Linked DNA regions of Homo sapiens: region 2 is linked to region 1. A link is an interaction called in ENCODE POLR2A ChIA-PET data of the cell type or tissue named here. Cell type or tissue: GM12878. All regions are shown on one strand. Each heading gives the region's core, and the rest is flanking DNA. Links, peaks and the distances in the headings are about the cores only. Region 1 overlaps UBASH3B (ubiquitin associated and SH3 domain containing B). Region 2 overlaps UBASH3B (ubiquitin associated and SH3 domain containing B).

Region 1 (15,042 bases), core at 4,985-9,984:
GTGTAGGCAAAGATACTTAGGTTCTGATTTTAGATCGAATAATAGTATATATATTAAGATACGATATTTAGGATACGATGCTCACAGAATTTCAGGCCTTGGAGACTAAGATCACTTACTTCAATCCTCTCACGTTACAGATGAGGAACTAAGACCCGCGGAGGCAAGTGATTTGATGGGGACAGGAAGCCAGGTCTCCTAACTCCCCAAATTGTGCTCTTGGCACATTACCATGCTGAGTCTCTGTCTTTTTTGCTTAGACTGTGCTTCTTAATTTCCACTGGATCGAGTGCAACCTCTTTGGTCCAGTGTTAATTTGCTGAGAGGCTTGAGGACCCCCTTCATAGGGAGCAGCCTAAGAGATGACCACTCAGCTTGCCTTTGGCTCTGCAGTATGGTCATGGCAGGGGAGATGGGTTGTTCCTGTTCACAGCTTAGCCCTCCTTGCCTGAGGTCTAACTTCCTCCTTTGACTTCCTCCACAGTGGCTGCCCCTAGGGCCTACCACAGCCCTCCACACTGGGGCACCACAGCCTTTGATAGAAGCTAGAACCATCAGTAATGTGAAAGAGGCAGAAATGGCCCCTTCCCTGACATTTAGGAACCAGACACTGGAAATAAATGGGGTGTAGAGGGGATGAGGCAGGAAAAAAAGGCAGTGTAAGAAGGACTGTGTATCTTGCACTGTACTAGGCACATTTGCTCATGTAGCAATATTTTATTTAATCCTCAGGGCAGGCCTTGAAGGCAAATTTTAAAGACCAGGAAGCTGAGGCTTAAAGAAAGAGGCAGTATTAAGCTTCAGCTTACAAATGTGCAAGGGTAAGAATCCAGTTACTGGCTCTAATTATCGAGATGTAGTCAGTTTCACATTTCTGGACTACAAAGAGGACTCAATTCAGCTCTAGGTAACTCTCCATGGTTGTCAAGGCCAAAAGCTCTTGAGAATTTTCCTCATAGTTCATTCTTATTGCCACACTCAAATGCTGCCCCTGAATACAGTCAGCCTTGATTCCTGTTAGGCCAACACGTGTTAATGCTTATGCCTAAATCGGGATGGATTCCTTCCGTCCTAATTAATTGACCCTCTTCCATAACCAGCTCATGAACTGCCCAGGAACTCCTGTGTTCAGTGCCTTCCGTGGTAATGGGGAGAGGAACACTGCAATGTTTAGGTACAAAAGACTCCTGTAATTAGCTCTAAGCCCCAGGAAACAGACAATCAAATTAATCAGTGAGTATGGGAAAAAAGCAGATTATAATTAATTACCTATGTTTATGCCAGGGTTATCTTTAGCCATAAGTTTTCTTTTTTATCTTAATAGATACCCAATCTTAAAATTATCGGACCTCGGGCCTGAGTCGACAAAGCCTGAGTTGACAAAGCCTAATTTGACTTCTGTCCCCAGTTCAGAGGAGGATCCGAAATGAGTCAATTCTCCCTGCCTTGCTTCCTCCTTACTGATATGGCCTCCCTCACAGAGTGGGAGGGAGAGATAAGCAGCTCAGGGCTGAGAGCCGCTTTGGTACAACCCAGGAGCAGAGAGCATGCCTTTTCCCTGCAGAGCCATTTTCATTCATGGTGGAGGCTTTTTTGAACCTGGCCAGGCAAAGCTCCTCGGTGTCAGACCAGCACTCCATGTGGCCACACCCTCCTGTCCCGGTTGTTCCCTCTGCTTGCCAAAGCGATAACCTGATCCTCGCTTTCCATAAGATAGAAGAAAATGTTCAAGTCTTTTCCACAGAAGGCTATAAGCCAAAAGGCCAACTGCTATGTGGGTTACCGGAGCCTTCTGCATGGGCGAGGTGGGAAACCGAGACTCTGAGAGATGGGAGTGGAGCTGCACGTCCTTGTGCTCATGTATTAAACTGAACTCCTGGTGACGTGCAATGTGAGAATGACAGTGGGTATTAGCTTTCACTACATATGCTTAAGAGCTCTGGGGCATCATTGAAACCCACACAGAGATTATTCAGCGTTGAACCATGAAAAGAGAGAACCGTGTAGTCTGACTTCTCTCCATTGCATGGTGGAGGGAACCAAGGCTTAGAGAGAACAATGGCTTCTTTAAGGTCCCAGTGACTTGGCGCAGAGCTTACATTTAAGTCCGTGTCAAGTGCCCATTCCACCGCTCCAACGTGAGCCTTCTTTCCACCCCTTTTGACTATCGTGCAGCTCTAGGAGGAGGACCGAGCTGGTGGTAGAGTCAGGGGTCTAGTCCTGCTCTGTCACTAGCGGTATGACCTTGGGCAAGTCCTCCAACCTTCCAGGGGTCATGAAAAATGAAAAGGGGCTTACGTGGATCTCAAGGGCCCCTTCCAGCTCTGATAGCCTATGAGTTTCTGTGTGCTGCGGATTCTCTTCTTTTTCTGTCCACCAGAGGGAGGAAGTTGGGCGGTTTCCTTAACCTTAGATCACCATGAGTGGCTGAGGTGTGGGCTGATGATGAAGAACAGCCTTCAGGGAGTAAGGGGTTCATGGAGAATCCTCAGTGGGAACCAAGGCCAGATGCCAAAGCAGGAATCACACTCACAACACCCAATGCAACATAAAGCAGCCATTTCAAACTCTAGCACCTCCTTCCAGGTGGCAGCCTCAAGCCTAATGCTGTTCATCCCAGCTAGAAGATACCAGACACTCACTATCCAAGCCACTCATGCATGGACTGACCATCCAGATGTCCTCCCAGATGTAATACAGGTTGGGATCCTCCAATTACTGTTCTATGTTCACTAGTAAAGACCCCAAAAGAATGATTCTTCAGGAAAATGAGTTACCAATTTTAGCTCATCAGGAAGACAGTTTCCTTGAGCAGAAGACAGAGAAGCCTGAAACATCCGTCTTCACTTCTGGAGTGGCATTGATAAGCCAGAAAGGCAGGCTCCCTTTTTCCTAGGAAAAGACTCATTTCCCCTGTAATTTGTCTTTGTTAGCAATTGAGGGTAACCTTTGGAGTTCTCCTCACTATTGACTGTAAAACCATTCCATTAGACGTGCAGCGGCCAAAATGCTAACCACTAGCCACATGCTGAATAAAACTGAACATTCAGTTCCACATCACACTGGCCATGTTTCAGGTGCTAGTGGCTACCATGTCAGAGAGTGCAGATATGAAACCTTCCCATCATCACAGAACATTCGGCTGGACATCGCTGCACTAGGAGTTTCACAGGGAAGGCACTTGATTTGTCGAATGCATTTATTGAATTCATGGATAGACAGTTTAGATAGGGCAGGGAATACTGTAGTATTCCCTGGTGAAGGCATGTTAATCCTTCAAAATTATGCAGCAGGTTTCTTTTAAGAAACTCAGGGTTGGCCGGGCACGGTGGCTCACGCCTGTAATCCCAGCACTTTGGGAGGCCGAGGCAGGTGGATCATCTGAGATCAGGAGTTCGAGACCAGCCTGACCAACATGGAGAAATCCCGTCTCTACTAAAAATACAAAATTAGCCGGTGTGGTGGTGCATGCCTGTAATCCCAGCTACTCGGGAGGCTGAGGCAGGAGAATCGCTTGAACCCGGGAGGAGGAGGTTGCAGTGAGCTGAGTTCGCCATTTCACTCCAGCCTGGGCGACAATAGTGAAACTCCATCACCAAAAAAAAAAAAAAAAAGAAAGAAAAAAGATAAAGAAACTCAGGGATTTTTCTTTTCTTTTTTTGAGGTGGAGTCTCACTCCATTGCCCAGGCTGGAGTGCAGTGGCACAATCTCGGCTCACTGCAACCTCTGCCTCCTAGGTTCAAGCCATTCTCCTGCCTCAGCCTGCTGAGTAGCTGGGAGTACAGGCACACGAAACCACACCCATCTAATTTTTGTATTTTTAGTAGAGACGGGGTTTCACCATGTTGACCAGGAGCCAGGCTGGTCTTCAACTCCTGACCTTAGGTGATCCGCCCGCCTCGGCCTCCCAAAATGCTGGGGTTACAGGCGCGAGCCACAGCACCTGGCCAGAAACTCGAGTTTTTTTTTTTTTTCTAGTGTTCATACTTGAAGATGTTTTTTGAGCATTCATATGTATTTTCCTAGGCTGAGCGCTACCAGGAATATGAAAAACAACAACAATAAGAGAAGAGGCAGCTGAATGTATTGGGAGGAACAGAGGATTGGGAAAGAAAAGACCCAGGTTCTAGCACGGGTTCCAAACAGAAGGGCAGGTGAGGTCCATCAGCCCCTTTGAGTCTCAGTCTCTTCAGTCGGTAAAATGAGGGTAATAATAATACTATCCTCAAAGGTTGGTTGTTTGTATGAATCACATGAAAATATAACGGAACACACTCTGGAGACTATCAAGGGTTAGATGTCTGTGTTACTGACCTTGCCCTCAAGTCGCTTTCGAGTCCCACTGTCATAATCCTTGAGAATATTTTAGCTGCCTCTTTCAACGGCTCTCCCTGCCTTGGGATCATACTTCATTCCATCATGCATACCTCCAAGAAAATAATTCTGCCAAAATACCACTAGGATCATGTGCCAATGCTGCAAAGACTAAAATGGATCCCTACTGCCCGTAAGATCAAGACCAAACTCCTTCTTGTATTTGCTGCTGCATCGTGCCCTGTTTGCTTAGGAAGCTGCTACTTCATTTTGCAGGAGCTTCCTGAGGCGAGAAGCCTTATTCCTGTTACAAGTGTGACCCAGGTCCCACCCATGCCTTTCCTTCTTCTAGCTCTGCAAATTGCACCTGGTCCCTTGAGTTCACTGTCTCTAACTCGCGCCCCCTATAACCCTATCATTCTTAATGCCCACCTGGCCTCGCACATTATAACATGTTCTCCCATGTGGACTTTTTTTCTGATTGTTTTGTGTGTCTTATCTCCTCAATAGCACTAGACAACACTCAAAGAGAGTGTGCTTAGGCAGTGCTTGGCATCTTAGGGGTACCAAGGGATGGGGAGGGATGGGGATGGATGGTTGACCCTGAAGGCCTGGGGTTAGATGGGGCCAGATTGATAGGGACAGCGAGGCAAGACAGGAAGAAAATTTGGTTTGAAAAGACAGTTTAGCTTTATACAGGTAGACTATACTATTCCTTCAATGAAAACCCTGTTTTAGTATAAAAATTTCAAATACCTTTTGTTTATTAAGTTAAAATAATTAATTTTCCCTTTTTTTATACTTTAGGTTTATATAATTCCAGCCCAGCCAAAAGGACATAGAGTTTTAGTTACTTGTGGCTCTTCTTTGGAGAGCTGACTACTTTTGGTTGTAGCAATTGGTCTCACCCTAGATCAAACCTCCATGACTCATCTAGAGGTTTCTCTCACTGGAGAAGGCTGATGGAGCTAACATGAGATACAATGATGGATGTGATGTGGAGCACAGTTTCCTAAAATCAGCATTCTAATGAATAGTGGAGCACTATGGTCAGCCAGGATTCTCTAGGAAAATAAGCCAGGCTCCCAGTCCACTGCAGAAGGCCTGGGTGTGTGGCTCCAGACTCCATTCCCTTCATAATAAACACCATCTTCCCAGGGGAGAACAGGTTGCAGCCAGGCAGCATTGCCTGTGTGAGGCCTCAGCCAGCACAACAGTTCTGGCCGAGTATAAACAGAGCACCCAATTAAAACACCTAATTATAGGGTAGGCTGGAGCCAGGAGGTGGGCTCTGTTGGTGGCCCTGAAGCCGGCTGCTGGCCAGGCTGCCAGCATCTCCCTGACAAGCCACATCCAATTTCAGACTGCAATGAGCCTCCAATGGACAGATGACGACAGAGATGGGAGGGCAGAGAAGGAGTGTGACACACCTCACTGCTTCTTAGCTCCTGGGGCGTGGACCGCATTCTCCCAAGGAGCATTCAGGAGGCTTCTGGGAAGACACTCCTCAGTGCAAGAGAATTGGAATTTCACATTTTAGGGACCCGATTATCTCATCCACACAGTGAAATAATATCTAATTTTTCCATTATAATAAGATAAATGCTGCCAGGTGTAACTTAAAAAGCTCTTTGTTGTTGGCCAAAGCACTGCAATAAATTATGCACTTTCCCAAAACATGAGAGGCCGGGAAGCGTAAACAACATGGCCCAAAACCCAGGCGCGTGGTACGGTTCTTTCCGCCTACCTGCAGGTACACATCCGTCTTGTCAGGCACTGAAATGCTGATGTTCGCTCAACTCTATCTCAATAATCCCACTGTCAGTGTTCAATGCACCTTTCTCAGGGAAAATGATAATAAAATGAGTTTCTGTATCCTTCTGTCAAGGATCTCAAGGCATGTTCACATGATTGCCTGTTTCTCCAGCCTTCCTAAGAGGCTGACAAGAGGGGCAAGCATTTGCGTCTTCCTGGTGGAGAAGGAGGGGACTCTATGTTCAAGTGACTTGTCCCCAGCTTCTCTATCTTGACAGAAGTAGAGCTTGGACTAGGATCTTAAAACGCAAGCAATCAGGATCGTCACTCTGAGCTTACTAGGTTAGCCTTCAATGCATTATGAAAAATGGACTCTAGAGATGCAAAACGGCTATTAACCACCATCAGGTGCAAGGCAGGCAGTATCTGGGTTCTTAACTTCTCCAGATTCATTTCATGAGGATCCTTTGGAAATAATTCTTTTTCCCTTTCTCTTCAGGATGGATGGAATTTGGTTCCTTACCTCATGGAGAGTAAAATAATCAGTCACTTGCCCTTAACACACATAATACTAGTGTGCCAGTAAGCTAAGGTGAAGTTGTTGTAGCTTTGGGGGTTTGGGTCAAAATCACAACAACATTCTGTGGGGGTAACTGAGGGTACATTGTAACTTTGAGTGTGTCCCTCCCGGTTCCACCCAGCCGATGTGTTCTTTAAACTTGTCCCTCCCAACCAGCCTGAGCAATATGCCGGAAGTAAAGAAGAAAGGTGGGGGGGCCCTGCAACTGAGCCCTATCTCAACAGTGGGAGGAGGCCAGTGGTGATGAGCCGTTCCCCTAGCCCAGGCAGCATCGGCCTGAGGAACAGGTGTTGCACTCAGAAACACTGAATATGGGGTCACAGGATCTGACTTTGAGCCTTGGCTCTGCTATTTATCAGCAGGATTTGAAGAAAATCTCTCTGGGCATTGGCATCTCATCTATAAAAGTGGTTTAAGAATGATTACCTTGGCCAGGAGCAGTGGCTCACACCTGTAATCCCAGCACTTTGGGAAGCCAAAGCCGGCATATCACTTGAGGCCAGGAGTTTGAGACCAGCCTGGCCAAGATGGCAAAAACCCATCTCTACTAAAAATATAAAAATTAGCCTGGTGTGGTGACGCATGCCTGTAATCCCAGCTATTTGGGAAGCTGAGGCACGAGAATAGCTTGCGCCCAGAAGGCGGAGGTTGCAGTGAGCCGAGAAAGCGCCACTGCATTGCAGCCTGGGGGACAGAGCGAGACTCTGTCTTAAAATAAAATAAATAAAATAAAATAAAATAGAATGATTACCTCTCAAATAGCGATTACTCTGTTAGAGTTAGAAGACAGTGTGGTGCAGTGGTCAGACCCATGGACTGATGCACAGTCCTGGATTTGAATTATGTTCCCTTGTTCACTAGCTGTGAGGCCCTTGGTCAATTCACTAAATAGAGCTAACCCTCAGCTTCTGACAATAGAGAATGGAACAATACAGAGAGGGTTGTTTGGAGGTTTTTACAGACTCAATGCGTGGTGCACAGTTGGCACCCAATAAGCCTTCTTTGTTAATATTACAGATGTAAGATGCAAAGCACAATGCAAATGCAAACAATTGTGATTATTTTCTAGGTTTAAGGCAAGTGTTGCCAATACATGAAGTGCTTTGCATATAGTAAATGCATAATAAGTCTGTGCTAATTATAGCATCCATAGAAGCAGTTTCGCTCTGGAATGCAGCTCAGAGATTAGTATCATTTGCAATAACTACATTCCAGGCTGCCAGCCCCACAAATTAGACACCAACTAAAGACATGCAGTACATGATTCAGCTGTATCTCAGGGGAGGGCTTCTGATGACAGCCAAAGCCACAAGGGATCCGATCTGAGTACTTTCGATGTGTCAGCAGAAGGCTCTTCCTCTCACAGTGATGATGCACATACTGCTATGTGTAGTATGGGGCACACAGTGTGCTGGGACCTCTCCAGGTCCAGGAGAACATAAAGCTGTCGTGGACTGTCTTGGCCATGAAAACATTCTCCATGTAGGCGTAGCCAAAGTTGAGGGTTCTGGCAGAGGTGATGTGTTCTTTAAAAAATAAAAATTAATTTAAAAAAAAGAAAGAAAAAACAAGGGCTCTCTTTCCTTCCGTGTACTCACTCTTTTGCTGACATCCAAGGGACTTGTTAAGTGGCAAATCAGTATTAAGCACAAGCGTGTGCAAGAGACCCAGGGACTGTGACACAGTTTGGGGTTGGTAGGCGCTTAGAGTTGGGTGGGCAGCAGGCCTTGCATTTAGCCTCACGTCACTGCGACCCTTGGATGGACACTCACAGAGCTCTTGTGTCTTGTTCTGGGTTCACAATCTTCTGTGGACGGGAGGAAATGGAGGTATTCAAAGAATCAAGGAGAAGATGAAAATGTCAAGAAATGCTTTGTAGTAATAAATTGCATAAACGTAAATTATTTAGCCCAACCTAAAGGAAGCTAAACTGAGATTAAATGACATTAACAACAGGCTGTTTTCCATTTCCACTGAGGGAAAAGCAAGTAAGGAAGAGAATTCTCCGAGTGCACAGGGAGCTGGGATGGCGCGTGCCCGTCTATAGGGGCAGCTGGGATGAAACCAGACTGGAGGTATGTTGATCGTTACTGAATCTGGATGAAGATACATGGGGGTTCATTACACTATCCTCTCTGCTTTTGTGAATGTTGATAATTTCCAAAAAGTTAAAACAATGAAAGAAAGATGGCAGCTGCTACTCAACTCCCACCTACAGCTGAAAGGCAGAATGACGGTCTGAAGTTGTCCACACCGATTTGTTTGGAATGATGGATTTTGTCAGTTTTAAACCACTATGTGAAGTCGCTCCACCTTTTCTTATTTGCCACAATGTGTTTCTTCCAACACAAGGGAGGTATTCTTGCTCTCCTTTTGCAGGATCCTCCTTTTGCAGGATTGGGGGACTGAGTGTGCAGACTTTTGTCCCAGTTAATGATTTCATAGCTGCTGCTACTTACAAGCTTATCATGTGTAACGTGGTGTATGTACTATGCTCTTTACCTGCATTGTATCATTTAACCCTCACAACAGTCAGCTCATTATTATCCCTGTTACACAAATGAGGGAACAGAGGCTTTGAAAGGTTAAATAGCTCACTCAAGGGAATATATGGATCTTAGGTCACAAAGGCAGGATTTGAAACCAGGCAGTTTGAGTTCCTCTCCATGCCTGTGCTATGAAGCTTACTTAAACTTTGGCATCCTCCCTTTGTACTTTCCAGATAGAACAGCTCTAATATTTTCATTGCGTCTCTATAAAGAAAGCTTTCAGAAGCTTAAAGACGTTCCCCAGCTTTGACTCTGTCTCCAAACGTACAGGAACCCAAACCACCCAACATCACTCCAGCTGCAGATGCTATTGTTTATAATATGTTATCCCGCTTCTTTCTCACAGCAGTCCCAACGGGGGCTCAGTCAAGTCTCATAACTCTCTAAGGACACAGAGCCATGGCCCAGCCCACACTCCCCAGGACTCTGGTGTATTTTTCTCCCCTCCTATCTGATGCTGCCTCTAGGTCCTAAGCTCAGCACTGTCCCCACAGGGTGCCTTACATGCACAGTGAGAGAATAACATTTCCCCAAACTCCTTGGCTGGTGTCATCAGGACAATTCCACTCCACTGGTTCTGGGTCTATTAACTCATTCTGTTCTCAGTGCATAAGCTCTTGCTAAGACGATTTTAGGGGTCCTATTGGCTGCTGGTTTCACTCTCCCTTTCATTCTCCAATTTATAGTCCACCCTCCACCAAGACTAGAATAATCTTTCTTAACCATTAATCTAGATCACATCACTGTCCTGCTTAAAATCCTGCAGAGGTTCCCCATATCCTTGGCCATGCCTGTGCTGGCCCCTGTCAGCCCAGCTGCCTCTCCGGTGACCACCCCCACCCCGCAGCCTCTGCTTCAGCCAGGAGCCTCGGCAGTTTCCAAAACACACCCTGGTGTTCTCTCTGTTGAACCTTTGCCCACTTTGCTTTTTCTGCTGGGATTGTCCACATTCCCCCTTTTCTGCCTAATGAATTTAAAGGATGACTTTAGGTCAAGATTTCACCATTCAGCGAAATCCTTTCTGAATCACAAATCCCCCCTCACGGCCCCTCCCACACTTTACCTATCCATCACTCCCAGTGGACTGTAAGCTCTTTGGAGATAAGACTCCATATCTGTTTAACTTGGTGCCTTCAAAACTGAGCACACGGTAAATGCCCTGAACTATTCATGAAATAAGTACAGAATGAATAAATCCTCCCGACTTCCCCACCACAGATAGCAGAGCAGCTCTCTTCGGAAGTCTCATAGCACTCTCTACCATTCTTCTATTAGCCCTTCCAGTCTTATCTCTAATTATTTCCTTCTATGTCTATTTTTCCCACTACATTGGAAGCATTCTTCTCCATTAGACTCTGAGATCTTCAAGGGTAGGAGGTAAAGGCCTGAGCACAAAGCCCAGCACATAGTAGGTGTTTAATTTATTGATTGAATGAAGTGACGCTTTCTTGTCAAACTTAATCACCCGGAGGCACCATCTTATACCTCAGATAACTTCCGCGTCAATACAGTGGTTTGAGTTTGTTCACGCTGAAGCAACCTTCCACTTGTCCGCCCACTCATATCTTAGGGGATCCTCCCCTCCTCTACCCTTTTGGCATGGAACCTCCCTACCGAAAGAGCTCTGTGTCACCCATAGACGTGTGAGTTTCAGTCTGAACTTCCTTTTTCAGGTTATTTATAAAAACGTAAAAGCTGCCCTACTCAATGCCAGCCACTGTTGAAACACTATCCTTTGCATGGTCCCTGGGCCTTAGCTCAGTCCTAGGTTGCCATCTTTGTAGTGTATATCTTTCATGACACAAGGGCGGGCACGGAGCCTTCATCTAATTATCCGTCTGCCCACCCACCCATCCGTTCATCCATCCCACACATGTTGAACATCTAAGAAGGACGAGGTCCCGTGCCAGGCTCTGGGAACTTCAGTGATAGACAAAACAAAGTCTCTGGCCTCAAGGAGCTCAGCTGAGACAGAAAACAAACACAGAGCAAATAATCGTAATGCTGTGATATACGTGCTCCCCCAGTCATTTAAAGCATGCAGGTGGGTCACCTATCGGGAGATGACCTCTGCCCCAGAAGGGACAGGATTTGAGCTGGGCCTTGATAGATAAGTGGGATTTTGCTACCCAGACAAGAGTGACGGAACAGCGGGTGCAATGGGGGAAGGGACCCAAGAAGTCACAAGGTGGTCACAGGAGTGAGAGAGGGCATGGCAGGGGAGATGAAGCTTATCCATTTATATTTTCTCACTAAGGGAAAATTTTTGTTTTCAAAGCCTGTGGGTCAATAATATCTTTGTAAAGGAAGAAAGGCATATTGATTATGGCCTTGCCTCTCCCAATAGCCAGAAAAAGCCGGAGTCTCTTCTACAAAGCTATGGAAAGAGCTGGAAACGGAATCCATTCTTTCATCCAAGATTTTCAGCACCTGTCACATGTACCTATGTATTCATGGGACTGTGATCATGCTCCCCAGTGCTGTACACTCCCTGAGATCAGAGACTTTGTTATGATCTGTGTTGCCACATGGTAAGCACCCCATAAATACTTGCTGAATGAATGCACTGACCCCTGCCAGCTACCAGGAACTGTGCTAAGTACTGGGAATAGGAAAATGGACTAGACGTGCTGCCTGCCCATCCAGCTAGGAAGGCTGACAGTCTAATCTGTTTGTTACGTGATCCAGTTTCTCAGGAATGCATTTTTGGAGTGGTAAGAAATTATTTGTTTTAAAGTTTGAGAGAAAAAAAAGATACAAGCTGAGAGGTGAGTCTTTCAGTGTGGATGGAAGGCCTCAGGCAGCTTCCAGGACGTGCTTGCAGATGCCAGTGTTACCCTGCTCCTTGCTTTTGCCACTCAGGCAGACGGGCTCCCTGGGAGGACCACCGCTCCTCAACACCCTCTCCCCAGACCCCAGACCAGGCTGGTCCCCTGCAAGGAAAGTCCTCTGCCTCAGCTGCCCTTCCCCGGGCTGTGCGGCACACTCACGTGCCCAAGTGCGCGCGCGCGCGCACACACACACACACACACACACACAGAGTCACACATGTGATCATACTCAACACACATTCTCCCCTGGCCACACACATATATAATCACACACGATCACACAGTCACACACATGATCACTCATATAGCACACATGTGATCACTCACACACTGACACAATCACACACAAAACACTCACATCAGGTCACACACAGTTGCACATGTGATCACACCCACAACACACACTCACAGTGACACACATTTGATCATACACTTGCGTTGTCACACACATGGTCACTCATACAACACATGCACACAAACACCCTCACACACAGTCACACACAGTCACACACCCACACAGGCACTCTTAGACATGATCACATGATCACAGTCACAACACGAGCTCATAGATAGGCACACATGCTCATGCAACACACACAGTAACACACACATGATCATATACTTATATAGGCACTCACACAGCCACACACCGATACACATGCTCAAATGCACACAACACGTGTCCATGTACTCACTCAACCACTCACAGTCACACGCTCACCCACATGCACAAACACATGCTCATACAGTCACACCTACACTATCACACTCAAATTCACATTTGCACATACACATTTATGTGCGCACACAGGCTCACACAGCACAAACTCACACAGAACCTCACACACCCAGACACACACACAGCCTGAGCCATTCAAGCGGCAGTACTCACATTTTCCATCTATTGGTGGTTTCAAAACAGGAAGCCTGCGTGGGAAGGGGAGGTGCTGGTGAAGTGAGAACCGCTGTAAAGGGGCCCAGGTGCATGGGCTGGATTCAAAAGGGACATCTCACTGACGCCTGGGTCTCCCTCACAGGCAGGAGAGCTGGGCTGCATGAGGCCCTGACTTGGCTCAGCTCCTGAGCAGCACCAGCTCTGGTGGGAAAGGTACTGAACGCCTGTCTGATGCAGCCACCCTGATCAAATCACACCTCTTCCTCGCCAGGGGTTTTCTGTGAGGAAGAAGGGAGCACCCTGCACCTTCCTGCCTGCCAATATGGGGCCCTCTCCTTTGGAAACTGCTTCTTCCAAGAGCCCTGCTAGACTTACTCGTGCCTGCCACGCCACCTTGCCCCTCAGGCCCTCTGCCGCTTACTCCATCACGCTCCTTTGCAATGGAAACATTCTGCTTTGTGCCGTACCCCAACCCCACTCCAAAGTGAAAGAGACCAGGGACCTGCTTTCGAATATTCACATCCTTGCAGCACTTTGTGTTCTACAGTTTTTTCATAATTAGCATCTCTTTCAATCCTCAAGACAGCTTCATGAGGCTAATAGTATACCCATTTTACAGATGAGGAAGCTGAAGGCAAGAGATTAAGTCAGCCAGGCATGGGACTTAATCAGTCAGCCAGGAATGGGTTCATTCCTGTAATCCCGAAACTCTGGAAGCCGAAGCAGGAGGGTCACTTGAGCCCAGAAGTTTGAGACTAGCTTGAGCAACATAGCGAGACCCCCAACTGTACAAGAAGTAAAAAAATTAGCTAGGCATGGTAGTGCATGCCTGTAGTCCCAGCTACTTGAGAGGCTGAGTGGGAGGATCACATGAGCCCTGGAGTTGGAGGTTGCAGTGAGCTGTGATCATGCCACTGCACTCCAGCCTGGGCAACATAGCAAGACCCTGCCTCAAAGAGAGAGAGAGAGAGAGATTAAGTCACTTGTTCCAGGGTCCCAGAAGTAGACTTTCTGATCCCAACTTTCCATTTTCAAGGCTGTCATAACTCCTATCTCCCACTCTGGCTCTTCAGGTACCTCAGAACGGCCACAGCAAAAACTGATGGCAACAAGGACGCTGAAAGGAGAGAAGACTAAAGAGAGGAGGAACAGAGAGCTGCCACAGGGAGGGGGCACCCAGGGCCAGGTGGGCCATGGAGGCACTCACTCTATCCCATTTCTCACACACCACACACACAAAAAACTCTAGCCGGCCAGGCTCAAGCTCAGGCGGTGTTCAGGAGGTGGGGTCACTCCATTTACATAATTGAATTGCTGGAGTGGCTTGGAACAGATTTCCACAACACACAGAGAAAAAGGTTAAGGGGAAGTCATAGTATGACATTTCTGGGGGTGAATGACATCTCCGGAACTTCAGTTTTTCCCTTTCTCTGAGAAAAGTGATTTAAAACATTTTCCCACAGTAGTGCCCTTGCAAAGGAAAATGGCCTCAATGCCAGGCAGCTGAGAGGGAACCCTTCGTGCTATATTCCTGACCAAGGGGGTTCTGGAGGGGAGAGTGGGGATGTCGGCAGGCCGCCCTCCCAAACTAGCCTAAGAGAAGGCCTAGTGATGTCACACGTGTGGCTGAAAGGAGACAAGAGTGGACCGCAAAACAAGCCCAGACTGGCTTTTTCCGCCAGGCTAGCACTTCTGTAGCAGACCATGGTCTCCTTTTCCTGGCCCTCTTCCTTTTAGGTTTTACATATTTAACAGCCGGGACCCATAAAATGGAGCATCAGAGGTCATAGGAAAAAGGATGGGTTAGACTCAGGGGAAGCCCTGGAATTTCCTTTCCTGGAGATCTTCAAGACTGAAACGAGAGACTCCTGTACTTAGGATGGTTTCTTGCACTTCTTGGCTCGGTTTGCTTCTCCTGTCTGCAATACTGTCCAAATCTCTTTTTCTCCAAGTCCCACCCTTTTCTAAAAAGGTTCTCCCGACCCTTCCAGGCTTGAATAATCCCTGAGGTCAGAGGTTAAGACCAAGGCAGTCTCGCTGACTGACAAGTGAGGAAGAATCTTCCTGGAGGAAGCGGATCCCTGAGAAGACCTTGGACTGTGTCCAACTCCAGATTT
Region 2 (15,042 bases), core at 4,455-9,454, 53 kb before region 1:
GACACACTCCAAAAGGCCTTTCCTTCTTGTTCACTGGTGTGGTTTATTCTTGAAGCAAGGTCTCTCTCCAGTTGAAGCCCCCAGTTGGTCCATGGGTAAGAGGAAGGATTGGTGGATCTGTCAGCTGCCATATTCCAGTTTCTCCTAATTCTTCACAGGAACAAAATCCCAGATATGGGATCTGAAGTAAGAGTCGTAAAGAAAGGGGATATTAGGAGATAGGTTTAATGCTTTAACTTTTACCTAAATACAAAGATATTCATGTGGCCCTAGAGAATTGCAGTCAGAAATGGATAGTGGCTTTGTAGAAATGCATTCCCTTCAAAAATCGATAAATAAAATAAAATGGGTAAAACTGGTAACTTAGAAGAGTATTTACATTGCAAGAGGATTCATCAGAAGGATCCATTAAATGGTGACCTCCCCTAAAGTAATTAAGTCATTGTTCATAGATTGCTGCTTAATTGGGTGGCAGAAAAAGAGGACCAAAATACATAAGGCTACAATGCCAGGAGTTAATTCCCAATTGCAAGTCCAGGTAAAAAGGCAGCTCAAGGCCGGGCACAGTGGCTCACGCCTGTAATCCCAGTACTTTGGGAGGCCGAGGCGGGCGGGTCACTTGAGGTCAAGAGTTCGAGACCAGCCTGGCCAACATGGCAAACCTCATCTATACTAAAAATACAAAAAATTAGCTGGGCGTGGTGGCATGTGCCTGTAATCCCAGCTACGTGGGAGGCTGAATCAGGAGAATCGCTTGAATCCAGGAGGCAGAGGTTAAAGTGAACCGAGATTACGCCACTGTGCTCTAGCCTGGGTGACAGAGCAAGGCTCTGTCTCAAAAAAAAAAGAAAAAAGAAAAGAAAAAGTCAGCTCAAACATTTCTGAAATTATACTTGGACCCAATGGAAAATATTTTTCAATTTGAAAAAATTTGTTTCACCCGTTTTTTTTTTCTCCTTACGAGTCTCTGCAACATTCAAAGCTGAAGCTGTGCTCTCCCTCACTTCAGTTGTCACAGCAATTTTAAAACTTATTTTTGTCTGTGTCCAGAGCTGCATTTACAAACAAGACAAAATTCTCTGTCTTCCAGCACTTACAAATGAGGACAGATGCATAAATAAACTTTTCAAAAATGTGAAAAAAGATTGCAATTGAGTTTGAACCAGGTTCTCTGGCGGCAGAGAAAGGAAGTATGTAATTTGCCTGAAGGGAAGTGTGTGGGAGGCAGCTGACCAGAAAACCTCTCCCACAGGCACAGAAAGGAAGACTCCAGATGTGTGGGTCAGCCTCATGGGTTTTCTGTCTTGCTGTCTTGTTCCTGGCTTTGCCTTTTAGCCTCCTCATTTGAAACTGCTGCATGCCTCGGCCTACCTTCAAGGACCTGTGTTTGAGTTAAGCTTTCAGATGCTGTCTTTTGGACTGACCTCTATTGATCCAACCCAAGTTCCCTCAGGGAAATTCAGAGAAGGTCCCTCAGGGAAATCCAGACAATTTGCTTATAATTCCTAGCTGCTTCCTACATTTTAGCTCTTAGAAGCTAGAACTAGCTCTCATACATTGTTTTTCTAACACAAGGCTTAATAAAGTGCCCTGCACAGAGTATCACTCAATACATCTTGGTTGAGTGAAGCAATAAATGAATATTCCCAGCTCAGCATAAACACATGCTTCAAAGAACTTGGTAATCAGCCAGTCACTGTACTGACTTCAAACTACTAGCCATCACGGACCCCAAAGTACGAGAATGAATTACCTTTCGGACCATTTGTACGAAGTCCTTGGAGTTCTGAGGTGACAGGCCCTGAAGTTGGCAGGTACACGCTTCAAGGGAAGATGCGTGGGCCACAATCAGGATGTTATTTCCTGGGGGAAAATGGCAAGGTATGGGAAGACTGTTTCTATAAAGACATGGAAACTTTGCAAATACTGGAAGCTAACTAAATGCTCTGCAGGGGAGCAAACACACTCAAGAAGACAATTTGCCTAAGCAATATTTTGAAAGTGCTTTGTTACTGATAAGGCAGCTTAATCTTTTTAAAGAAAACATTTATCTTAAAATAGTTACAGATTTATGGGGCCGGGTGTGGTGGCTCATCCCTGTAATCCCAGTAATTTTGAGAGAACGAGGAGGGAGGACCACTTGAGTTCAGGAGTTTGAGACCAGCCTGAGCAACATAGTGAGACCCTGTCCCTATAGAAAATTTTTAAAAAATTAGCTGGGTGTGGTGGCCTGTGCCTGCAGTCCCAGCTACTTGGGAGGCTGATGTGGGAGGATCACTTGAGCCCAGGAGATTGAGGCTATAGTGAGCCATGATTGCATCACTGCGCTCCAGCCTGAGTGTCAGGAGCAAGACCCTGTCTCAAAAATAATAATAATAATTATGGATTTATGGGAGGGTTACATACATATACATACATACCGACAAGATCCCATGAACCCTTCATCCCATCCCCCTCCAATGGTAACATCTTACATAACTATGGTACAGTATCAAACCCAGGAAATGGACGCTGGTACAATACACACAGCGTATTCAGATTTTAGCAGGTGTGCAAGAAGTCGTTTGTGCATATGTGACGATACAGTTCATGCAATTCTATCATATGTGTAGCTTTTTGTAACACCATGACAATCAAGATACAGGACTGTTGTGTGTCCATAGGGCTGTCTGTGCAACTCCTTCTAACATAGTTTTAAGTGTTCCCACTATAGAACTATGAGCACTTGAGACTTCCTGGTTGATAGAACATGTTGTGTACCTTTATGGTAGTGAGTGGCTAATCAATGAAAACTGGAAGGTGGGAATCATTCATAATACTGTTGCTCATGGCTGCCTACTGTTTGAATATAAGTATTTTAACTTAAAAAAAGAGATGAAGGGAATGTCCATACTTTTTTTGCAATATGCCTTTTTCACTAAAAAATTGATAGTGAACAGTCTTACATATTAAATATTTGAGCTCAGTGTTTAGAAAATTCAATAGCAAACACACTTGAGCCTTATACAACACTGCTCTTGGTTGGTGATAGCAGGGAAGGTGTATGTGTTTGTGTAGGTGTGCTGTGTGTAGGTGTGCATGCCGCTGCATCAATTATAGGCAAAACAGTGGCATGCTAGAGCTTTTGGAAATTATAAGAGGGAATCTCTTTCACAGGGTGCAAGAAGAATAGCTATAACGCAGAATTTAAGTTATTAAGAATAGTAACTAAGTCTGGTATAAACCCCTGGAATATCTACCATTTTAGGAACTCAGAGAATATTACAAATTTAATGTAAAAGTATCTGGAAGAAAATCTGGAAATACATTTCTTTGGTTAGCCAAAGCAAGTTGAAACATCTTGAATAACCTATTAACCATTATAGAGAAATAATCACGTATGTACAGATGGAGTTCAGAATAATACCACTTACCTTTACTTTTACATTCACTTATTATTTCTTTTGTTACTTGGAAACTTCTACTGATATAAGTATCATAGGATTCTGAAACAACTAATTTGCTGATTGGAATGTGAGGTCTGTAATAGAAAAATGAACAAAGGAAATGAAAACATTTTGATCTTGAGACAAAGGAAGATATCACTCTAAACTTTTATTTCAAGGCATTTCTAAAGATCCCGTAGATCTGTTTGTTTATCCATTTCCCTAGAAAGGAGAAAGGTATAGGGAACAGCATTTCTACTATATGAACATGGAGTGGAAATGTACAGAAATAACAGCTATGTGTATGGCGTTACAGTGACCAGGTGAAAAATGAGACATTCAGTGCATGTTTCACTCTCGGGATAACAAATAAGCCATTGATGGATGGTCCTAGTCACATAGCTAATACAAAACAAAGCAGAGATGGAACCCTCAACCTATTTAGATCAGCAGGGATTTCCCAGACCTCTCTTCAAGAGCAGCAAGGATGGGTTTTAAACGCAGATATTAGGTCCATCTGATTCTTTGCGAGTTTATCAAATTTCACCAGTCTTTTCCTTTAATTCTCTCTTATTTTGAACACAGACCATACACTTGGCACAAGGAGAAGTGCAAAGCATAAAGATGAAGACCACTCAATTTCTGTGTTGGAAAAGTTCTCTGCCTGTGGTTGGGGTGAAGAGGTTATTGATGTAAATGATAATTACTATACAATCTACAAAGGCATGTGATACTGTGTGTCCCTCACCGGCCTGGGGGCCTGGCTGTGCCCCCCACCCAAATCTCATCCTGAATTTCCACATGTTGTGGGAGGGACTTGGTGGGAGATAATTGAATCATGGGGGCAGGTCTTTCCTGTGCTGTTCTCGTGATAGTGAATAAGTCTCACAAGATCTGATGGTTTATTTTTTAAAATTTTTATTTATTTATTTTTTGTTATTTGTTTTTTGTTGTTGTTGTTGTTTTATTTTTGAGATTGAGTTTCACTCTTGTTGCCCAGGCCGGAGTGCAATGGCTCGATCTCGACTCACTGCAACCTCCGCCTCCTGAGTTCAAGCAATTCTCCTGCCTCAGCCTCCCAAGTAGCTGGGATTAGAGGCATGCGCCACCACACCCGGCTAATTTTGTATTGTTTTTAGTAGAGACAGGGTTTCACCATGTTGGCCAGGCTGGTCTTGAACTCCTGACCTCAGATGATCCGCCCACCTCGGCCTCCCAAAGTGCTGGGATTACAGGCATGAGCCACTGCACCCAGCCAATCTGACCGTTTTAAAAAGGGGAGTTCCCTGCACAAGCTCTCTCTTTGCCTGCTGCAATCCATGTTAAGACGTGACTTGCTTCTCCTTGCCTTCCGCCATGATTGTGAGGCTTCCCCAGTCACATGTAACTATAAGTCCAGTTAAACCTCTTTCTTTTGTAAATTGCCCAGTCCCAGGTATGTCTTTGTCAGCAGCGTGAAAACGAACTAACACAGCATGGAAGAGGATGATCAAAGCTAGGCTTCCTGTCCCGGTGCCCCTGCATGTCTTCAAACCCAGTCACCAATGCCCTTGGGGCCTGCCTCTGCCTGCCTCCACCCCCGCTTAACTATGTAGAGTTTCTATGTTGTTTCTGGTCCACAAGATGTTTATCTTGTTTTCTGGGTACAACTATGTCATTTCAATTTTCTTATTTTGTCAATTTTCATATTTTGTCTTTCACTGCTGGGTGTTTAGTGCCTGGTGGAGGTGTGGTAAGTTCTCAAAATGAATTCACATGGCCTCTTGATCAGAAGTAGGCTATTACCACTACTATTAGCACTGAAAATATTTACTGAGGTTCCCATATGTGTCAGGCTCTGTGCGAGTGTCCTGCTTGCATTTCTTCGGTCTAATCCTCCCAGCAATGCTTTCATAAATGCTGTTTATGGATGACAAAACAGAAGCTCAGAAAGGCTGCAGCTGACTTCCCTATGCTAACACCGTTAGCAACTCTTAGAATCTGGATTTGAATCTGAGTCTGGAGTCTGGCCTGTGAGCCGATCCTCTACACACAGCTTCTGACAGTGCCCTTGCTAAGCCTGGCCTTCTGTGCACACCGGCTTACTGTCCAGGGGAAGGATGCCGTTCCACTTGAAGGAAACTTGCCCATATCCTGCATTCTCTCAGCATGCCTGTTTCTCCTAGGAAACAGCCTTCTGAGTCTCACAACACCCTGGGGGATAGGTAGAGACCTGAATCACCACTTGTTGGGGCTGTACCTCATTGTTCTGGAGCAAGCTTTCTCCTCTTTTTCTGTCCCCATCCCCACCTCTCACCCAGTTCCATCACCATTTATGTCACCTCATCTCCCAGGCCCATCCCCTGCCCACAGTGACAAAAGTCCACTTTGTATGGCCCAGGGAGTCATTTCAAGTGTGAGACCATGTAATGTGTGAGATTTATGTAGGTGAAGAGCGGGATACATGCTGGGATCTGGTTCGTCCTGATCAGTTCTTGCCTATGGCTTCTCCCAGCACCTTAAAGTGGAGCCTGTGAATGACTCCAGTGTCTGGAGTCCTGATGGGCTTGGCCTGAGTCAAAGCTTCCTCACCCTTGTCAGCAGGTCACGTCATGCTGCTAGCCACACCTGCAGGCCCTGTACTGTCCTCAGAGTCAGGTGGCCTTCCCCCCACCCACTCAACCTGGAATACGGTGCTCTGGAAGTCAGGTGGCATCCCCGAAACTGTATCCTCCCCCATATACTCTCTGCTCCCCACCTTGCTGTGGTCCAGGTTGTAAGCACAGGCCTCTGCTTTGAGCCTCATGCCAAAGTTTGATTTGTTTCCCCTCCAACACTCCAGATCCATACCCTCCCCCAGTCCCCTGTCCTCTGAGTCAGGGCTCTGTTCTGAAGCCCCACCCAGCTGGTGTGGATTTTGTTTTTTCTGCCTTGCTCCTCTGGCCCAGCTCCTCAAGGCTGGGGTTGTTTTCAACCCCCCCAGGCCCTGGGCTGGTCTTGCTGCCTGTGGATGATGCTTCAATATTAGTCACCAGCCTGGTTAGCTTCCCTAACTCGGCTTTCAGTCCCACCTCCCTCCTGTTCTCTTCCTACCCCTGTTGCAAGGTGAGAGGGCTCTTTCAGCAGAGCCTGCCTGATTCACACTACCCCGGCTCTCAGGGCTTCCCTTTCTGCCTGTCACCACATGTCTTCAATCATCTGGGCACCACTTCCTTGCTTCCAAAGGCTTGTCCATTTGGCATCATTAATTTCATAGGGAATTAAACTCCGGGGCTGTCCCTTTCACATGCTTCAACTTTGGCTTTCTCAACTGATTTTTCAAATTAGAGGCTTCATCTCCTACCCCAACTCCCTCGCCAAACAGAAAATGGTTGAATTGAATTCTGATTTGCCGGAGAGGAAAAGGCAATCTGGAATAAGGACTGTGTCCTGATCCCCAGGCTCCTGGCATTCATCCTTCTGCTCACACTGCTGGTGGGGTGTGTATCTGAGTGTACATTGACAGGCTCAGGTAGGACGATTCTGGAGACCTTTGTAAGGCCGCTTGGGAGGCAATGGCAAAACACATCTAGAGGAAATATAAAATACATAGTTGACCTAAATTGGTCTGGGTGGGGCTGGTGGTAAATGGTGAAAGTCACTTAACCAATGTTGGTGGCAACTCCTCCTCTTTCCAGGCCAAAGGGATGCTGGCTGCTGCATGGGGGACAACAATTTATTGCTAATTCCCTGCAAAGAACAGAAAACCAGTGGCCAGAGAGGGGATAGAACAAAATGTGAAGTGTATTCATAGGGGATCCTGTTGATTGATCTAATTTTGTTTTTGAGGAATGCTAATTCCTTTAAGACAAGCAGCAGCAGCAGCACATAACTAGTTAATGGGGTTATCCGAGGTCTTATTTGCTGAACAGAAAAAATGAGTATGGAAAAAGAATATATTGTCTATTACCTTAGCCAGAAATGCACATTGCTTTAATGTGGTTTGGGTAGGTATTTAAAATGAAAGGTCAACAGATATCACATAAGAAAGTTCTGCTTATATTGACCACTTGTTACAAACTCTGCCTTAAGAAATATGAACTTAATTCCCCATTATAATGGTTGTGACTATCTGTTCCTTCTCAAAGAGATTTTTACAAATACCTGAGTAGACTTTTGATAGTTAAGGTAACTATATTATTATTAATTCTTTTTTTTTTTTTTTTTTTTTTTCAGACAGAGTCTCACTCTGTCACCAGGCTGGAGTGCAGTGGCATAATCTTGGCTCACTGCAACCTCCGCCTCCTGGGTTCAAGCGATTCTCCTGCCTCAGCCTCCTTAGTAGCTGGGACTACAGGCGTGTGCCACCACGCCCAGCTAATTTTTGTATTTTTAGTAGAGACGGGGTTTCACCATGTTGGACAGGCTGGTCTTGATCTCCTGACCTCACGATCCACCTGCCTCGGCCTCCCAGAGTGCTGGGATTATAGGCGTGAGCCACCGTGCCCAGCCCTATTATTAATTCTTAATTGTATACATGCAGATTATTCACCTGTAAGCAATCAACAAACACTTTTTAAAATCCCAGCACAGTCGGGTCTAATGGAAAAAGGAAAGGAACAGGAATGAGATGACTGTACAGCAGATTGCATGGTGCTGGACATGTGGAAAATGATGAATAAAGTTTATTATTATTATTGTTATGTGTGGTCACTAAATGTATAAATACCTTTAGGCAAGTTATTTGAACTCTCTCATACATAAAAATGGTTTACCTACATTCTGGGGATATAGCAATAATAAACAAAGATAATACAGAGATTTAAAAATGCTTTGAAAAATTAAACGTAGAAACTGTAAGACAAGACATCATCATCTCCCTTATCGCTCCAATCTTCTCAACTGCATCATCATTAGCTCGTGCTTATTGCTGGAATGCAAAATGGTTTTATTACACTGAAACAGGTATAATAAAGTCAGAAAAATCCAACACGGGGGTGAGGCTGGAGAATCTAATCCACACTAATGCCAAATATGAAAAAAATGCTGGCTTTTCTCCAGTTTTGATTTCTAAAATCATAGCTCGTTTTCCACCACTATGGACAACTGCCTGTAGGTGATGTCCAGCCCTGGCTCCTTCCTGAACCTGGCCTAGTGCTAGTGCAGAAAGCACTTCCACACTGGCCTCAGTAAGCAGCAGTTTCCGAGGCTTACCTGTAGGTTGTATCAACACTCAGGTTGGCTGCAGCTAACTCTGATGGAGGTATCCATGCAGGTAATGTGCTCCCAGCAACCCATTTTGTCCACTCAAATAAGCCGGGCTCTACACGGATCTTCAAGTGATTTTCTTGTTGTAAACCTTAGGGGTAAAATACAGTGAAGATGAAGAAAGTGCCTGTGGATTCTCAGGCCAAGTTGTTATAAAAATTCTGATAAATCAGCTATTCTCTTTCCTACTGGCTGCTATATATAGCTAAACAGAAATGGAAGCATGTGGATTTGGACAAGGTTTTTAATTTTTGTGCATTACTAATACATGAGTTTAATACTCCTGCCGTACCCCCAGGATGTATGCTGGCTTTAAGTCATATCTGACTTCAGGAAAAAAGCCACAGCTCATTATCCATATAATTTATTCGAGGCTGGGTGCGGTAGCTCACACCTGTAATCCCAACACTTTGGGAGGCGGAGGAGGGCAGATTACTTGAGTCCAAGAGTTGAGAACAGCCTGGCCAACATGGTAAAACCCCATCTCTACCAAAAATACAAACATTAACAGGGTGTGGAGGCGTGCACTTGTGGTCCCAGCACTCAGGAGGCTGAGGCAGGAGAATCACTTGAACCCAGGAGGCGAAAGTTGTAGTGAGCCAAGATTGTGCAGCTGCACTCCAGCCTTGGTGACAGAGCGAGATTCTATCTCAAAAAAAGAAAATTTATTCAATTCTGTGACTACCATAATTCCTCTTTCTTTCTTTATTATTATTATTTTTTTTGATACAGAGTCTTGCTCTGTCACCTAGGCTGAAGTGCAGTGGTACAGTCTCGGCTCACTGCAACCTCCGCCTCCTGGGTTCAAGCAATTCTCCTGCCTCAGCCTCCCAAGTAGCTAGGATTACAGGCGCCTGCCACCAAGCCCAGCTCTTGTTTTTTTTTTTTTTTTTTTGTATTTTTAGTAGAGATGGGGTTTCACCGTGTGAGCCAGGATGGTCTCGATCTCCTGACCTCGTGAACCGCCCGCCTCGGCCTCCCAAAGTGCTGGGATTACAGGCGTGAGCCACTGCGCCTGGCCCCCATAATTCCTCTTTCTAAAGCAAATTCCATGATGGCCTTACCAAGAAACTTCAGATAGTCTCTGAGTATCCAACATCGTATTTGAATATCATGTAAATTATTCATTTTCTCTATCAGAAAATCTAATGCTGAACATTTACTAGTAGCGGTGTAGAAGTCCTCTGTTTTACTGTAGTGTAACTGGCTTCCTAGAAATAGTCCCTGCTTAGTTATCTTCATATTGCATGTAGTCCAGTTGTTCTGTGCAAATTTAATACATAAATCCCTTCTGGTAGTGAAGAGGTTTACTTAAGGTTAAAGGATAGAAGACTCAGATGCAGTGTCAAATTCTTTGTTGGCTTGTTTATTTCTGGCTCATTCATTTCTTGGTAGAAGTAAACAGTCTAATCCTGTTGCTTTTAGTTTTCCTTCCCATGAAATGAGAATGGAGATACCTGTAACTCACGCTTCCACAGATTTTAGGGTGAAAGTTGAGTATCTTGGTAGCAATGGTGCTTTTAAAGTCTTTCTAATTAAGTAAAGAAAAAAATGATGATTAAGATTTGAGGCTCCTAAGAGCACCCTTGCTGCTGTCAACAGGAGGCAAACAACAGACCAAAACAGGAAAGTTATTTGACTATTAAGTGTAAAGAAAGGATCACACTCTGTAAGTTCTAAACATTTTGCAAGCCTAGGATTCATCCAAGAGCACTTTAAATTCTCAAGGAAAACATTAGTATACTTCCTTTTATTTTGCTTAGGCTGCCAGAGTATTTTTTTTTTTTTTTTGAGATGGAGTTTCACTTTTGTTGCCCAGGCTGGAGTGCAATGGCGCAATCTTGGCTCACCACAACCTCCGCCTCCCGGGTTCAAGCAATTCTCCTGCCTCAGCCTCCCGAGCAGCTGAGATTACAGGCATGCAGCACTACACCTGGCTAATTTTGTATTTTTACTAGAGACGGGGTTTCTCCATGTTGAGGCTGGTCTCGAACTCCTGACCTCAGGTGATCTGCCTGCCTCAGCCTCCCAAAGTGCTGGGATTACAGGCATGAGCCACCGTGCCCGGCCCAGAGTATGTTTTTGTGACTTGTGCAAAGATCGCCTTCTGAAAGAATCCTTGCTTCATTCCAGATTCAAAGCTTTCAACTGGCAAATGTCCCATGGCTCTAAGATAATTTATGTGTGGGGCTGCCTAGAAAGAGAGGGATGGACTACTTGTTTTTGTCAACCTGCAAGTCTTACCTTTCAAGATATTGTGTGCAGTCTGAACGCAGCGAAGGGACGGGGAGCAATAGACATGATCGATAATGGTATTGCTCTCTAATAAGGCTTCACCTGCAAAGAAAACCACAAAAAAATCAGTCTGATGGATTTACTCAGTCTCACCTTGACCCGCAGTGTGAGAGGGGGCCAAGCAGTAAGCTCCTGTAAACCCCTCTTTCCTAACTGGGGCTCACATAGAGCCAGTAGTTTCAGCCTTTGTTAGTTTCTAACAAAACCCCTCATCGGCGTTCCTATGAGAGCAAGCGACAGAGCCCTTCTTGTCTTGTCTTTTTTTTTTTTTTTTGAGATGGAGTCTCGCTCTGTCGCCAGGCTGGAGTGCAGTGGTGTGATCTCGGCTCACTGCAACCTCTGCCTCCCGGGTTCAAGCCATTCTCCTGCCTCAGCCTCCCGAGTAGCTGGGAGTACAGGCGCGCACCACCACACCCAGCTAATTTTTGTACTTTTAGTAGAGATGGGGTTTCAACATGTTGGCCAGAATGGTCTCGATCTCTTGACCTCGTGATCCGCCTACCTCAGCCTCCCAAAGTGCTGGGATTACAGGCGTGAGCCACCACACCTGGCCCCTTCTTGTCTTTTCTTTCCCTTCCCTCTGGTGCTAACAAGTGGTAAAGGCTTTAGCTAGGAGATATTTAGAAACAGGACAATACTTTGGCTTCAAGTTTGTGAAAGAGGATTTATTTTATGAATATTAGGTCTTGTTTTAATTTTATTCTGTGCTAACCAAAATCTCAACATGTCATATTTTTAGATACCAGAGATAAATCCCAACACCTCATACTTTAATGCTATCCTCATAAAATCCACTTCTTTAAAAAATTTATTATTATTCTTAATTTAATTTTTAGAGATAGGGTTTTGCTCTGTCACTCAGGCTGGAGTGCAGGGGTGTGATCATACCTCAGTGCAGCCTCGAACTCCAGGTCTCAAGCAATCCTCTTGCCTCAGCCTCTCAAAGTGCTAGATTATAGGTGAGAGCCATCACGCCTGGCCTGGAATCCAGTTATTTTGTCTACTGGATTAAATCCAAACACCTTAATATGGTGGCCAAGGTCTTCCATGAACTTGCCTTTATCCATCTTGCTAGCCTCATCTCTGCCTTGCCTCACAATTTATACTCTAGACACAAGACACTTTGTTTCCCCTGCATTCCTGAGGCTGTTTCTCAAGCCTAAGACTCTTTATGTGGTCCCTCCCACTGAGAATGCCATTTCCTCACTCCTATTCCTTCTTTGCCCAGCTAACTTCTACTTCAGCTCTCAGCTCACCTCTTCACTCTTAGATGTCTTTTTGTGTTCCCATAATATTCTGTGACCATGCATAGCTCTATGCATATCACTATGTCTGGATGCATGCAATCAATACATACACATTAGTGCATAGCTCTATGTATATCATATTGTATGATATTTATCCACACATAAGTTTGTTTCCCTGACTCACACTTGGGTTCCCCTAGTCCAATACCTTGCACAAAGTAAGTGAGCACTAAATATCTGCTAAGTGACTGAACAGAAAATACTATCTCCCCGTGCCAGTAATGGAATGGGCTTGCAAAGAGCTAGGCATCTTCAAAGGATCAGTTGGCCTTTACAAATTCAGCAAGTCCAGGGTCCATCTTCTTCACTCTTGTCCTCTTCCACAGCCATGTTTGGCAGATGCTGCTGTCTTGAACTAGAAGCTGACCTGTCTGCTACATCCAAGAGTGAGCACAGTAACCCACGCCATTACTGGATCACGTGCTCCTCAATAAGGACCACACCTCATTCACTTTGGTCAACCAACCCAGGGCTGAGCACAGTGTCCTAAACTTAATGGTTGTGTAGTAAGTTCCTTTTGAATTGAGGAAACTTGTAGGAAAGTTATAGAAACCCACAGGAAGTGTCTTGCATATCCATGGTACCAGTGTTTTGAAGGAGGAGGCAAGAAATGCCTGGAGTGCAGTCACTCCAGGATACTTACCCACTAGTCTTGCTTGCATGCATCCAAACACAGTGATGGGAGCATCTTTCTCGTAATCTCGGAAACCACCACTCCGCTGAGGTAAACTATGAGGCATGTTCAGGTTGGTGCGTATGTAGCGGCCTGAAAAACAAAGAGGTTAGACAGAGGATACATACATTTCTTGTTTACTTGGGACTCCCTTACTGATCCTGACACTCTCCACCCCCATTCCTTCTTGGCCAAAGAGATCACACTGAGCTCTCTGGAGCTGATAGAAAATATCAAGGCTGACATTTTGTTTCATAAAGTGACTTGGAATCCACTTTTCCATTCTACTGACAAAAGTGACATGAGGTAGTTTCTCAGTGAAGGTAATAACCAGGCACTTTAAAGCAGGTGAGATTCCCTGGTTAAGCAAGCCTCTGTATCTTCAAATGCTACTCAAATGAAAATGGAACCGAGCGAGCCAGGGAGATTTAATGGCAGGAACTCTGGCCATAGGATCAGGGCACGTTTCTGCTGCTGACTTTGCCATATGACCTGGGGCAAGACATCTGTCTTCTTTGGTCCGTGGTATCCCAGTTTATAGAATGGGGACAAGAACACTTACTTCTTCTCTAAAGCTCAAGACAATCAGGAGGGGCTTACACATGACAGACATCTTCTATAGTACGCAAAACTATGAATGACTCCATCTAGATAACTGTAGCTTGACTGTGCCGCCTAGAGGCCACTATGGGTATGGCAGTGCTGAGCAGGCCCACCACCAACTCACCTTTGGCATCGAAGCACTGGGACAGCCAGTACTTCCCAAACACAACATCCATCCTCTCACCATGCCGACACACAAAAAGGCATCGCTTCTGGGGGCCGGGCTGGCTGTTGACCCTCAGCGGCTGCAGAGAAAGAAAGGCTATTAGTGAAGACACACATGGCAAAGTGGACATGTCTTGGAGCCAGGTGCCAGGTGAGCTGAGCTCTACTACCAAAGTTCTGCCAAGGTATGACTTGGTGAGGACAGTAAGACTCGTCCTACAGACCTCATAAGTTATTTGGAGGCTGGAATAAGATAAACTGCATGTGCTTTATAAAATAGGAAGGGTTATGAAAAGGGCATTATTGTTGCTACGGCTGCTCTTTGTAGGAGTAGCATTTGGCCATTAAAGTGGCCACTAAAATATGACGTCCACTTTAAGTTACAGCTCAGAGGTAAAACTAGCCATTCATGTAGAGAGAGCCATCTAGTGGGGCACCTTCCCCCCAAAAAGGGGCAATTCATCAACTTCTTCAGGGAGTGAGGACTTCTGTGATCACAAATGTGTCTACCTCTTCTCTAAAGTGTGTGGACAGACCACATGGTCCTCATGGTCTGCTCCAGTAATGAGACCCTGTTTTCCTATTCTAATCACTATGTAGCCTCTGCTGTCTGACTATATATATGATCCCCAAAATGAGACAACTGCTACCTCTGGGTGATGACATAGGCAAATCTAGTCAAAGGCTTGTCCAAATGACTTTGGCTTCTATAACTGCTGGATGGAACCTTACAGCTGTTTCTGCATTCCGTCTTTCTGATGCAGTCAGCTTTTCCAGTTTCCTTAGCGCGGGCCAGCACTTCACATTTGCTTCTAGTTGCCCTGACGTGGTTAATATGTGGAACGGTGGCATGATCCTTCCCATCTCTTTTCCTGTTGTTCCTTAATTTAAATCCTGGGCTCCAGCCACAATGGTTACTCTCTTGATCCTCAACATGCTTGAACTTTCAGCTTGCCTCTATTTGTACTGTTCAACAACGACTCCCTGCCTCCTTCCATCTCCAACCTTCCTTGAAAAAGTTAACACATACTGAGCACTCATTATATGCCAGTTATGGTGCTAAGAGCCTAATTTTATTATTTTCTTTAATCTTTGTAACAACCTACAAAACAGATACAACTATGGGCATTATTCCTACTTTAGAGATAAACTCTCCTCCTATCTCTGTGGAACAACGTTCCTTATGAACCTAGGTTCAAATGCTGGAAGTAACTGTCAGTACTGCTCATCTGACTCTTCCTAGCCTTGAATTTTTGTATATCTTTTATAATTTGGTGTACTTTCTTCCCAAGAGATCGTGGAAGCTTTGGAGACAGCAAGGGCAAGGCCTCATGCTTAATAAATAGGT

The links. Peaks named below come from ENCODE experiments on the same cell type or tissue, not always from the same donor. Only the 100,000 strongest peaks of a DNase experiment are listed, where the experiment ranks them.
Region 2: POLR2A ChIA-PET joins it to region 1 with 5 read pairs; 2 of 35 experiments call an interaction of 5 or more read pairs at or near these places.

Annotation. Positions count from the first base shown.
Region 1 is chr11:122,742,070-122,757,111 of GRCh38, reverse strand. The region is part of intron 1 of UBASH3B (ubiquitin associated and SH3 domain containing B); the gene reads right to left. Among named protein-coding and RNA genes, the nearest start is that of CRTAM, 89 kb to the left of the region's middle. RefSeq lists a silencer at 1,690-1,843 and enhancers at 7,846-7,895, 11,668-12,635, 13,335-13,434. In GM12878, for the core only: no CTCF peak of the experiment used is centred there; a DNase peak (open chromatin) is centred at 7,981.
Region 2 is chr11:122,794,888-122,809,929 of GRCh38, reverse strand. It overlaps UBASH3B (ubiquitin associated and SH3 domain containing B), which reads right to left. Exons shown (of 14, transcript NM_032873.5): 8 at 13,654-13,774; 9 at 12,897-13,019; 10 at 10,896-10,988; 11 at 8,598-8,742; 12 at 3,414-3,520; 13 at 1,754-1,863; 14 at 1-181. The coding sequence ends at 44. Among named protein-coding and RNA genes, the nearest start is that of CRTAM, 36 kb to the left of the region's middle. RefSeq lists enhancers at 4,596-5,114, 5,918-6,660. In GM12878, for the core only: no CTCF peak of the experiment used is centred there; no DNase peak of the experiment used is centred there.